2 separate regions of the Homo sapiens genome follow, and region 1 is linked to region 2. A link is a contact called in ENCODE Hi-C or POLR2A ChIA-PET data. All regions are on one chromosome and are shown on one strand. The core of a region is the stretch at or near the end of the contact, and the rest is flanking DNA. Distances in the headings are between cores, read along the strand shown. Region 1 holds the start of FOXP1-AS1 (FOXP1 antisense RNA 1). Region 2 overlaps FOXP1 (forkhead box P1).

What was found. A loop is a pair of places that touch in the nucleus more often than their neighbours do. ChIA-PET counts read pairs that join two places held with the same protein, here RNA polymerase II (POLR2A). Pooled maps may share reads with other maps.
Region 1: a loop to region 2 is called in a pooled map, with 2.3 times the contacts of the local background. The contact joins the promoter of FOXP1-AS1 here to the enhancer-like site in region 2. A Hi-C loop is called at or near these places in 1 of 50 pooled maps. POLR2A ChIA-PET finds 5 or more read pairs at or near these places in 3 of 52 experiments (B cell, WTC11 and activated naive CD4-positive, alpha-beta T cell).

Annotation. Positions count from the first base shown.
Region 1 is chr3:71,287,304-71,293,461 of GRCh38, forward strand. It overlaps FOXP1-AS1 (FOXP1 antisense RNA 1), which reads left to right and starts at 2,455. Exons shown (of 5, transcript NR_126463.1): 1 at 2,455-2,668; 2 at 5,214-5,337. All of the region lies in intron 5 of FOXP1 (forkhead box P1), which reads right to left.
Region 2 is chr3:71,393,776-71,399,903 of GRCh38, forward strand. The region is part of intron 3 of FOXP1 (forkhead box P1); the gene reads right to left. Among named protein-coding and RNA genes, the nearest start is that of FOXP1-AS1, 110 kb to the left of the region's middle. RefSeq lists an enhancer at 3,901-5,883. Within about 2 kb of position 4,581, at least 4 of the 41 ENCODE cell types and tissues checked have a DNase peak (open chromatin) inside an H3K27ac peak, as active enhancers do; they include B cell, where a contact is called at or near this core.

The DNA of each region.
Region 1 (6,158 bases), core at 1,205-3,704, 110 kb before region 2:
TCTAAAAACATACAAAGATCAGCCAGGCGTGGTGGCATGTGCCTGTGGTACCAGCTACTCATTGAGGCTGAGGGGAGAGGATCACCTGAGCCTGGGAGGCAAGAGAATGCAGTCAGCCGAGACTGCACCACTGCACTCCAGCCTGGGCGAAAGAGCGAGACCCTGTCTCAAAATAATAATAATAATAGTAATAGGGCCAAGCGCTGTGGCTCACGCCTGTAATCCCAGCTCTTTGGGAGGCTGAGAGGGGCAGATCACTTGAGATCAGCAGTTTGAGACCAGCCTGACAAACATGGCGAAACCCTGTCTCTACTAAAAATACGAAAATTAGCTGGGCTTGGTGGCGGGAATCTGTAATCCCAGCTACTCAGGAGGTTGAGGCAGGAGAATCACTTGAACCTGGGAGGTGGAGGTTGCAGTGAGCTGAGGTCGTGCCACTGCATTCCAGCCTGGGTGACAGAACGAGACTTCATCCCAAAAAATAAAAATAAAATAAAAACAATAACATTAGGATTTAGTTACAATGTTGAACTGTTTAAATAAGGTTACCAATGAAATTTTTCTCACTACTTCTTCTTCATATATATATATTTTGAGACAGAGTTTTGCTCCTGTTGCCCAGGCTGGAGTGCAATGGCACGATCTTGGCTCACCGCAACCTCTGCCTCCCGGGTTCAAGCGATTCTCCTGCCTCAGCCTCCTGAGTAGCTGGGATTACAGGCATGCGCCACCACGCCCGGCTAATTTTGTATTTTTAGTAGAGACGGGGTTTCTCCATGTTGGTCAGGCTGGTCTCGAACTCCTGAGCTCAGATGATCTGCCCGTCTCGGCCTCCCAAAGTGCTGGGATTACAGGTGTGAGCCACCACGCAAGGCCGCTTCCTTTATTTTTTGTTTCGTAAGTGCATTTAAAATTATCCACAAAGAGAAACTGTCCTTCCTTCATCCAACACCATCTTAACAGTATTTAGCATCCATATAGAGATAATGTGTGTTTTTGTAATTAACCTACCATTTCCTGGATGCTTGAGGATTTGCGACTGGCCAAGAAATCTTGAAAATGTTCAACTGTGTTTCACAAGTTTTGAGAAAGCTAGAATCTGTGATGCTCTTAGGTAATCTGAAAGGCAGATGAACCCATCAAAGACTACCTATATTAGTAAAAGGTAAAGGTGATAGACAGACGTGGCTCAGGCTCAAACTAGTATTTTACTAATCTAGAGACTATGTTAACCACACCAATCTGTGATATACTTCAGATGATTACAATCGACATATTCTAAGTTAGGGCTATAAACACATCCCACTTTCCTCTATGCCTTTTATTTAAACTGCAAATCTCCAAACCATCAGATTAGAGAACGGGTCAAGAGGGACAAAATGCCCAGGATTCCTTTTTCACTGCTCACAGGTTGTACTATGACCCAAACTTCACAAAAATGAGTGCAAGGGGTGGGGGAAAATGTGGTAACTGTAACAAACAAGAATGCTGAACAATTACTATTCCTGGAAAAATAATACAAACCATGTAAGTTCAGCCAGCCAGCAGACTGCTAGTTATATAAAGCCAGTAAATATGATAGGAGTGAGATTCAAACACAACTAACTCTTACTAAGGTCATCAATGACTTCCATATTGACAAATCCAATGGTCAGTTCTTTGTCATCATCTTTTTTGACCACTTGGCAGAATTTGATATGGCTCACAACTCTCTTCTTATTTATTTATTTATTTATTTATTTATTTTTTGAGATGGAGTCTCTCTCTGTAGCCCACGCTGGAGTGCAGTGGTGCGATCTTGGTTCACTGCAACCTCCGTCTCCCGGGTCCCAGTTCAAGCAATTCTCCTGCCTCAGCCTCCTGAGTAGCTGAGATTACAGGAATGAGCCACCATGCCGAGCTAGTTTTTGTATGTTTAGTAGAGACAGGGTTTCCCCATGTTGGCCAGGCTGATCTTGAACTCCTGACCTCATGATCCGCCTGCCTTGGCCTCCCAAAGTGCTGGTATTACAGTCATGAGCCACTGTGCCCAGCCTAATTTTGTTTTTTATCTAGAGACAGAGTCACTATAGTCTGTCACCCAGGCTGGAGTGAAGTGGTTATTCACAGGCAGGATCATAGCACACTATAGCCTCAAACTCCTGGACTGAAGCAATCCTCCTGCCTCAGCCTCCTGAGTAGCTGGAACTACAGGTGTGAGCCCCCATGCTCAGCTTTGTTTCCTACTTTAAACACTTACCTTGATGACTTTCTGGTTCACAATCTCAGAGTTTTCATCCCATCTCTGATCTTTCCTGTTCTCAATATTCTATGACTAAAACTTTTAATGGTGTTGGCTTTTTATTTTTATTTTACTTTTTTGAGACAGAGTCTCACTCTGTCCCTCAGGCTAGAGTATTGTGATGCAACTGTGGCTCACTGTGGCCCCAAGCTCCTGGGCTTGAACAATCCTCCTGCCTCAGCCTCCCAAGTGTAGCTGGGACTACAGGCACACGCCACCATGCCCAGCTAATTTTTGTTTTTTTTAATGTAGAGATAAGAGTCTCACTATGTTGCCCAGGTTGATCTCAAACTCCTGGTCTCAAGAGATCCTCCCACCTCAGCCTCCCAGAGTCAGAACCCAGATCCTGGAACTCTTCTTTTCTTCTTCTATACCACTGCTTCCTTGGTGAGTTCAGTCAAGTTTATGCCTTTAGGTATCACTTACATGCTTATAAATCCTGAATTTATAGACCAAGCTAGGACATTTCCAGGACTACATATCCAAATGCCCACTTGGCATCTTAGTCTGGGTGCATAGCTCAAACCTCCCATATCTACAACTACATTCCTGGTCTCCCTTGCTTACCTCCCCTACCTCCAAAACTGCCCCACCCACTGTCTTGCTGTATTTTAGTGATGGGAGCACCACCTTCTATCAGTTCCTTAGAACAGAAAGCATTTGTCTTCTGACTCCTCTGTTTCTGCCCATAAGCAATCCATCAGTGAATCCTATTGATTATATCCCGTCATTCAAGACAAAAATCTTAAGAGTCTTCTGTGATGCAACTTTTTCAAACTCCCCATCAATTTCACTAGGAAATCCTTTGGCTCAATGTTTAAATAAATTCCAAATTCAACAACTTCTCAGCACCTCCCCTGCCATTGTGATCCTGGCCATCATCATATCTCACTGGGATTATTCTAGTGGCCTCCTGACAGGTCTCCCTGCCTATGACCTCATCCACCCAAAGTCTATTTTCAAAACAGCTCCCAGAGCGATCCATTTAAAAAGCATGAGTGAGATCTTGCTCTACCTCAAAGCCCCTCAATGGCTCCCCAATAAGAATATAAAAAGCCCTAATGCCCTACTCAGTCTGGCCCTGTTACACTGTTATGTTGTCTCTTACTACAACTTGAGTAGCCTTAATCCAATATTCTGCAATCAAAAGTGCTCCGAAATCCAAAACTTTTTGAGCACAGATACAACACTCAAAGGAAATGCTCACAGGAGCATTTCAGATTTGGGATTTTGGGGTTAAGGATGCTTAGCTGGTAATGCATATATTATAAAATCTGAAAGATCCCAAATCAGAAATATTTCTGGTCCCAAGCATGTCAGATAACAGATACTCAACCTGTACTCTTCCCTTAAGGACACTGCTTCGGCCATACTGGCTGACTTGCTCTCTTTAGAATAGGCTACATCTCTGCTCACCTTACATGGACTTACCCTGACCACCCACCACCCTATTTACACAGCAACCCTTCCCTCTGACAATGTGACCTCCCTTATCCTTTTATATTTTCTCTACAGTATCTATCACCACGCCCTTGTTTATCACGCTTCGCTGGTTGTCCACTCCCTCTAAACCAATGAGCAGAGGGCTTGGTGGCTGTGCTGTCCACTGCTATATCCAGCAACACTGTCTAATAGAAATACAATGGCTGCCACATAAGTAACTGTGACGCTTTTCAGAAGTAACAAGAAACAGCTGAAATTAATTTTAATATTTTATTTAACCTAATGTATCCAAAACGATCATTTCAACATGTAATCGATGAAGAAAAATTATCAAATATTTCATGTTCTTTTTTCCATACAAAGGCTTTGAAATACTTTGTAGATTTTACACTGCACATCCAAGTTTGGGCTAATCACATTTCAAGTGTTCAGCAGCTCCAGGTAGCTAGTGGCTCCCACACTGGACAGGGGAGGTCAAGCACAATGCCTGGCATACAGCAGGCATTTAATAAAGATGTGTGAATAAACAGATGAGGGAATAAATCCAACCTGCAGAAAGAACTACTTTACATTGCAAAGACAGTACTCATATGTTTCAGAAGTTTTACTGCATACACATAAAATCCTTACCACATGTGACATATTCTGATTTTTTTATTTTACTGTATTGTATGCTTATTCTGTATTTTTTTTTTTTTTTTTTTGAGATGGAGTCTCACACCAGGCTGGAGTGCAGTGGTGTGATCTTGGCTCACTGCAACCTCTGCCTCCCGGGTTCAAGTGATTTTCCTGCCTTAGCCTCCCACGTAGCTGGGACTACAGGTGTGCGCCACCATGCCCAGCTAATTTTTGTATTTTTAGTAGAGATGGGGTTTCACCATGTTGGCCAGGATGATTTTGATCTCTTGACCTCGTGATCTGCCTGCCTCGGCCTCCCAAAGTGCTGGGATTACAGGCCTGAGCGACTGTGCCTGGCCGCTGATTCCATTTTTTAAAAGTCTTGGGTACAAGCCACTACACTAAAATCCTTAACCCACAAACTGGTTCCAACGGCCACTTTGAAAATGACTGGTCTAAATAAACTTTAAAGTATGGAATTTGTAATGAATGTATTTTAGGATATTTCCTCTGGCCTCCAGAGACCACTGAGGACCTTTTGAAAGGGAAACAGACCAACCTCCAGAAAAAAAAGACTGGAGGAAAGAGTGAGCATGTAAGCTACCATGGCAAGCCATAGACTGCAATAATCACAGTCCATCCAACAATGGGAGGTTTCTCTTAATTAAAAAGTAATTTTATTTTACTTTTGATTTATTTATTTTTTGAGATGGAGTCTCCCCTCTGTTGCCCAGGATGTAGAGCAGTGGCATGATCTCAGATCACTGTAACCTCTGCCTCCCAAGTTCAAGCAATTCTCTCACCTCAGCTTCCCAGGTAGCTGGGACTACAGGTGTGCACCACCATGCCCAGCTAATTTTTGTATTTTTAGCAGATACCAGGTTTCGCCATGTTGACCAGGCTGGTCTCAAACTCCCAACCTCAAGTGATCCACCTGCCTTGGCCTCCCAGAGTGCTGGGATTACAGGTGTGAGCCACCATGCCCGGCCTAAAAGGTAATTTTAAATAACTGGTCACACTCTCAGATAATTAACAAAACATCTAATTACCTTTAATTACATACCACATATATGCCAATATACAAAATTCAGGAAAGATCTGCATGATTTTCACCCTTTAAAAAGAGTGAATTTGACAAGGGCAGAAAGACTTCATGTTTTTCCTTTTTCTTCCCGACCCCATGCAAAGCCAGATCAGTGGCAGAGAGGAACAAACTGAAACGATTCATCTTCATTTCAAATTCACAAAGTCCCATTCACCAATAGTGTTTTTAAAAGATACCACAAACTTCAAATCCAAACTCAGCACTGCTTAGTAACTGTCACTACAGCTTCAACTTTTAAATGGGCTCATAAAATAAGGATTCTGTCATCAGTACACTATTTGTTTCTTTGAGGTCCTTGGTGTTACTAGATACTGAGGGGGTAGGCCCACAAGGTTAACACAGATGTGCTACCTTTTATAATATTTTGTTTTTGTACAGTTAAGCTTCAGATTTCTTTCAGAGGCTTTTGAATTGCCAAGGAAAGGCTCTATTTCCTACATCTGTGGTACGTCGTTAAGTTGCCACCTAACATGAGGTTTGTGTTCCTAAAATGCTCAAGGTGAGCAGTTGGAATATTTGTGCCTTTGGCAGATAGGACAGCAAAAACATCATTTAAAAAATACATGGATACAGTAGTTCAGTGGTGTGAGCCTATAGTCCAAGCTATTCAGGAGGCTGAGGCAGGAAGATCCCTCAAGCCCAGGAGTTCGGGGCTGCAGTAAGCTCTGATCACACCTATGAACAGCCACTGTAATCCTGCCTGGGCAACAC
Region 2 (6,128 bases), core at 3,331-5,830:
CTCTAGGGCCACTTACATGGCTCCTGAAAACTACTCTTGGAGAACCTGACCTATGGACTCTCTCATCCCATCTGATTCTTTTTCATTTTTTAAATTTTTTGTAGAGATGGGATCTCACTGTGTTGCCCAGGCTGGTGTTGAACTCCTGGGCTCAAGTGATCCTCCAGCCTCGGCCTCCCAAAGTGTTGGGGTTACAGGCATGAGCCACTGCACTCAGCCCCATATACTTCTTTGACACATACAAATGTCTGCGGAGCAGAGCAAGAGTTTCTGAGAAGCACATGGAAACAAAAGCCAACTATGCCTGCATCAACAATGTCCACTAAAAGAGCCCCAATTTCCAGAAGAGTCACCAGCTCCCAAAGAGCAGAATGTAAATTGTTCATATGCACCAGCCCAACTCCAAGGCAATCAGCAGTTATTTTTAGAAGTCCCGGATTTTTGTTTTCTCAGAACAATGATGAGTCCTCTTTAGAGATACGTTTTTAAAACCAACAGTCAACTCTCCTTTTTAAGCCTCCCCTATTTCAAATCCAATTCAGCTATTGGACAAAAAATCTAGAAGAAAGAATTCCATAGGCAGTGGTCATTTGTTCTTAAATACATCCCAGACCTTAGAAGAAAAGGTCAAACAGGTTATCTGTGAGTGTGAAGCAATGCCTAGGAACCAATGAGGGAAAAAGGTAACTATACCCACCATGAATTTGTCTGCTAGGTTTCTCCCGGTAAGATATAAAGTCTCTTCAATGGATCAAAGATGCATTTTTATAGTTTTAAAAATAGACATTTTAATAGATAAGATGATCAAATTGAAGGGTCATCAATAATAGCAACTTTGTATTTTGTATATGACTTTGCATTTGTCAGGTAGCTGCCATTTCATCATTATACCGACCCTTGTGTCAAAGGTAGTGTCAGTCTTACAGATGGATGACTCTGGAAAAACTAAATGGCTCGTCCCAAAACTGCTGGGATTTGTTTGGGGACTCCAATTCCAGTGCTCCTTTCACTATTATGGCTCTTAACGAAAGAATTGAACTGGAGGCTGGGCGCGGTGGCTAACGCCTGTAATCCCAGCACTTTGGGAGGCCGAGACGGGCAGATCACCTGAGGTCGGGAGTTCGAGACCAGCCTGACCAACATGGAGAAACCTCGTCTCTACTAAAAATACAAAATTAACCGGATGTGGTGGAGCATGCCTGTAATCCCAGCTACTTGGGAGGCTGAGGCAGGAGAATTGCTTGAACCCAGGAGGCAGAGGTTGCGGTGAGCCAAGATCGCGCCACTGCACTCCAGCCTGGGCAACAAGAGTGAAACCCCGTCACAAAAAAAAAAAAAAAAAAAAAAAAATTGAACTGGATAATCCAGACAAAACCATCTACTTCCCCCTAGTTAATATCTGGAGACTGTTTCACTGATTCTATTATTTGGCTCATGACTGAACAGATTCCTAGTTCCCTTTTAGCATTAAAGTAATAGGTAGAAGAATAAAGCTCGGCGTCTTGCGACCCTGGTTTCCAAAGTCTGTAAGATCAGGCCCCAACTAGTTCTGCTGCCTTGAGTGTTTCTGCTCTCCATCTTGTATGCCTTTTTTCTGTTCCTCAGACCCACCCAGTTCATGATACCCCAGGGTCTGAACACTGGTTGTTCCCTAAGTCTGGAATGCTTCTCTTCCAAGCTGCTCCTGGCTGCCTCCTTCTTGCCATTCAGACCTCAGCTCAAAAGTCACCTCCTCTGAGAAGCCTTACCTGGGTACCTCATCTAAACTGGCCCAGGGGCACTCCTTATTTCATCATTCTGTTTTATTTCTCTGCACAGCACTTTCCTCTGATACTGTTCTTTGTTGTTTGTTTAGTATCTGTACCCTACTAGAATACCAGCAACACAACAGCAAGGTTCTTGGCAGTCTTGTTAACAGTTATATTCCCAGTACGTACAACACTGCCTGGCACACACAAAGTCTTCAATAAATAATTGCTAAATGAATGAATGAATCATATCCCACATCATATCGGTCTCCAATAATGTATTCTCCTCTTTATAATGTAGAGTCCTTTGATATGGTCAATGTTGCGCAAATTTCCTGTAATTAATGGGGGGGTTGGTTATGAATGACTTGGCTATATTAAAATATATTATAAATGCTCTGCAGAAAAAAAGACTGGTTTCTTTAATGATATATCGAATAAGAGGCATCTTTGCACCCACCAGGAAACAGAGATGGGTTACAAAAATGCAAAGTTTAGTTACACAATTCCTTTCCATATTAATTAATCATCTAACATAAAAGAGAAGGCTTAAAGAAGAGCAGCTAGAGCCTCATTCAGGAGGAGGGATAGGGCAGAGCTGAGTCAAGTCTTAGAGTTCAGTCTAACTTGAACTCTGCTACCGGACTACACAGAACCTTGAGTGCTGGAACAGTAGAGCATCAAAGCAGGGCAAGAATCCTGAAACTTTTGGAGCTGCCACAGAGAGCAGGAAGCTCAGTAAGTGTCAGGTGTAACCAGGAATGTGGTGCCCGATGATTGCAACCATACCTAGCAGAAATGCAGTGCTCAGCCCTAAGACGTGCACCTGGGACGTTAGTTTAATCAACTCAAGTCTAGGAAGCAGACACACTATTATCATCTCCATTTTGTAAATGAGGAAACTGGGCTTGGAAAGTTTAAGTAACTGACCCAGTTGCAGAGCCAGGATTTGACCCAGGAAGTCTGAGTCAAAGCCAAGCTCTTAACCCACAGGCTTGTCCCGTGGGAACAAGCTTCCTACCAAGCACTAAACAAAGACTCCTAAAGGAGCCATGGTCAGCTAAGATCAGGCCTAAAGCAACCTACCTTCAAGTAACACAAATTCCAGTTCAGACTGACTACATAATTTATGGGGCCCGTGGCATAATGAACACTTGGGACCCCTTGTTCAAAATTTTAAAAAATGTTTAAGAAGACAGCAACAGCAGAGCATTAAACCAAGTGTGGGTCCCTTCTAAGCGTCAGGTCTTGTGAGATTGGGCATGTCTCACACCCACGAATACAGCCCTGATTCTAAGTGTTTTATTTCTCCGAAACTTTACTCCCTGTACTTCAACTGTATTCATCTCCGTATAAGGTTCAATGTATGAGTCATAAGGAACATATATATGTGTGTATATATATATATATACACATATATATATGTGTATATATATATATGTGTGTATATATATATATGTGTATATATATACACATATATATGTGTATATATATATATATACATATATATGTGTATATATATATACACATATATATGTGTATATATATATACATATATATGTGTATATATATATATACATATATATATATGTGTATATATACACATTTAAATGGAACCAGCAGAGTCTAGGCAGGGTTGGAAGCACGTGTACCTTTCCCACTTTATATTTTAAATTGTCTAAGCCATCAAGTGGCAGTCCCTGGAATTGCATGAAGAGAGCTTAGGAGGCAAAAACCCATTCGGAAGGAACGAGATCTAACTGGATTCCAAAGTTCCAAACTTTAAGAAAGTTGCAAAAGAGCCATCTGAACTGCTCCACAGATTATGTGGATGAGCATTTATAATCTGGGAACGTTTTATCTGGATGGATTTTGCTAGTTTTTCCAAGTGATATCCTGAATGTAGGTATTGCTGCCTGCGGTTCTTTGGATTGTTCAACAAATACTTTCCAAATGTACATTATGTGCCAGGCAATGCGACGGGCCTTGGGGCCAGTTTTTGCCTCTGTGGAACTTACAGACTGAACACTGGGAAATAAATGTTAAACAAATGATTTTACAAATAGACATATAATTACAATGTATGGTCAAGTCTACAAGAGCTATCAAGTCTGCAGTACTATGGGAGAAAACAATAGGAGGACCCCATATTTTCAGCTGAGAGGACAAGGAAGGAAAACCCCACCAAAGCTCTCACTGATTTCACAGAGTTAATCTAGAAACCTTTGAAGTCTTCAACTTATACCATTTAGAATAATTTCTCCATCTACACTGGAAAAGGCAGGAAAGTTCCTATGTCTAGTATAATTCCAGGTCCCAAGCTGTACAGACAGACCTAATCCTACAGTTTAACTGTTCTCCGTATAACATTTTACAGGGATGCAAGGGAAGGAGGGAGAAGGTAGAGACAGGGAAAGAAGGAAGAAGCAGAGAGAGTGGGGAAAGAGAGAGAAGGGGAGAGGAAGGAAGGAAAACCAGAAAGATCACTACCTTCTGTCCACAGAATAGCTTTTAAGATACAACCATTTTCTTTTTTTATCCTCCTCCAAAAGCTTGAAAACACTCTTCGTACCACTCATAGCTTCTAACACTCCAATGTCTTAACATTATTTTAACAGAGCTTTGTGTGTGCAAATAATGCTAAAACCAGAAATTGTGCCTCTTTCCTTAGAAGCATCTATCTAATCTGATTGTATATATGTCAAGTCGATGTGTGCAATATGTATGTCAACAGTGCTTAAGTAATATCTTGTCTCCACTTGCTTCTGATTTCTTTGAATTCTCATATTAACCACTCTCATTTTTTTAAAACAGTGCTGGGATTTTCCCTCTTTGAAACTTGACAGAAACATAAGATATTTCAGTTCTTGCTATGAAGCACTAAGCACGCTGAAAACATCGCCAGCCCTTTAGTCTCATTAGCTTCCTTTAAACACCTACTTTGCTGGTATAAGCTAATGTGAACCCTTTTCACCCTGTTTAAATTCCAACATAAAATTTGTACACAACAATAAAACATGTGGCTCATTTGTCATGCTTCCAGAAGCAACTATGTCACTCACACCAAGAACCACGGGCTGGGGGTGCAGAGTGATTTTGCTCCCATTTCACATCACTCAATTGTGCCTTCTGTAGAAAAGCTTTTAACAACCACATCTGGCCTTTAATAAATCACTGCACTTTGTCTTCCTGCCAAAACTCCTCCTTTATCTAACTTACATCTTCATGATGAGATAGGAAATCATGCATTATGGTGGTGACAAACAATTGTAATTATGTCATTAGTAGCCATTTAGTCTACAAAGGTGCTCAAAAAGGAAATACAATGCAAAATAAGATATATAGGATAATACATTGATCACAGTTCTAATCCGCTTTTACTTCATGAGTGTAAAAAGCTGGCATAATTCTTGGGCACAGCAGGCAGTAATGGCACACCACTTTATGAACTATACAGCTATTTTATTCCCCTATCTACTTAAAAATAAAAAAGCATTTAATAGCTTGATTTAGACATAAAAGTTATTTGTGATGCCTCGCTGATTATAATATTTATTTTTCAACTGTTCGTAGAAGTGACTTTCTGTGTTAGGAAAGAAACTTGAATTATTTGGGTTTATGAAATTTAACAACCATACGTGTGTCTATGTGTGTACATACACATATGTGTATATGTGTAGATATACAGGTATGTACATAGGTTTAGGTGTATACATATGTATGTGTGTATATACACACAAAACACACTCAGACACATCTCTAAAGGAGTCAAACAACTTCACAGTATGATACATTCTCTAAAGCTCCCAAGTCATGAAGAAACAAAACTACAAACCAGAAATTTAAGAAAAGGTGACTACACTTAAGGAAAGTATAAAATACCCTTTATTCCACCATCTCCCACCATACATTTTAGAAACAAGAAATTCAAGCAAGTTTCAAAATAAGCAGCTATTTGGGTATACCTGAAGTTCTAAAATCCTATGCATTTCACTAAAGTCGATAAAAATCAACTCCCAGATTGCACACAGAACATAGTTCCAACATTCACCCAGACGGAAGCACTACTGACAACCAGGGCAGGGAAAGGGGGTTTGCAACCTTTGATAACCTACAACCTTCTGAGATGGAGCATGATGAAATTTCCTCTTACCACATCTCAACCTTTGAAAGGCATACACCTGAAATATGTAAGTAAAATGAATCCAAAAGCAGTGTGGTCAAACATTAGCAGGGGCAATTTTATGTATAACTACAGTCAGCCACTTCACTCTCTGCACCTCTTACAAACCTTCATTTTACTGGGAAATCTTTCCATGAAACTCTACAAATGGCTCTACGAATCATTTAAAAATTTCTCCAGTTGTTAATTTGAAAACG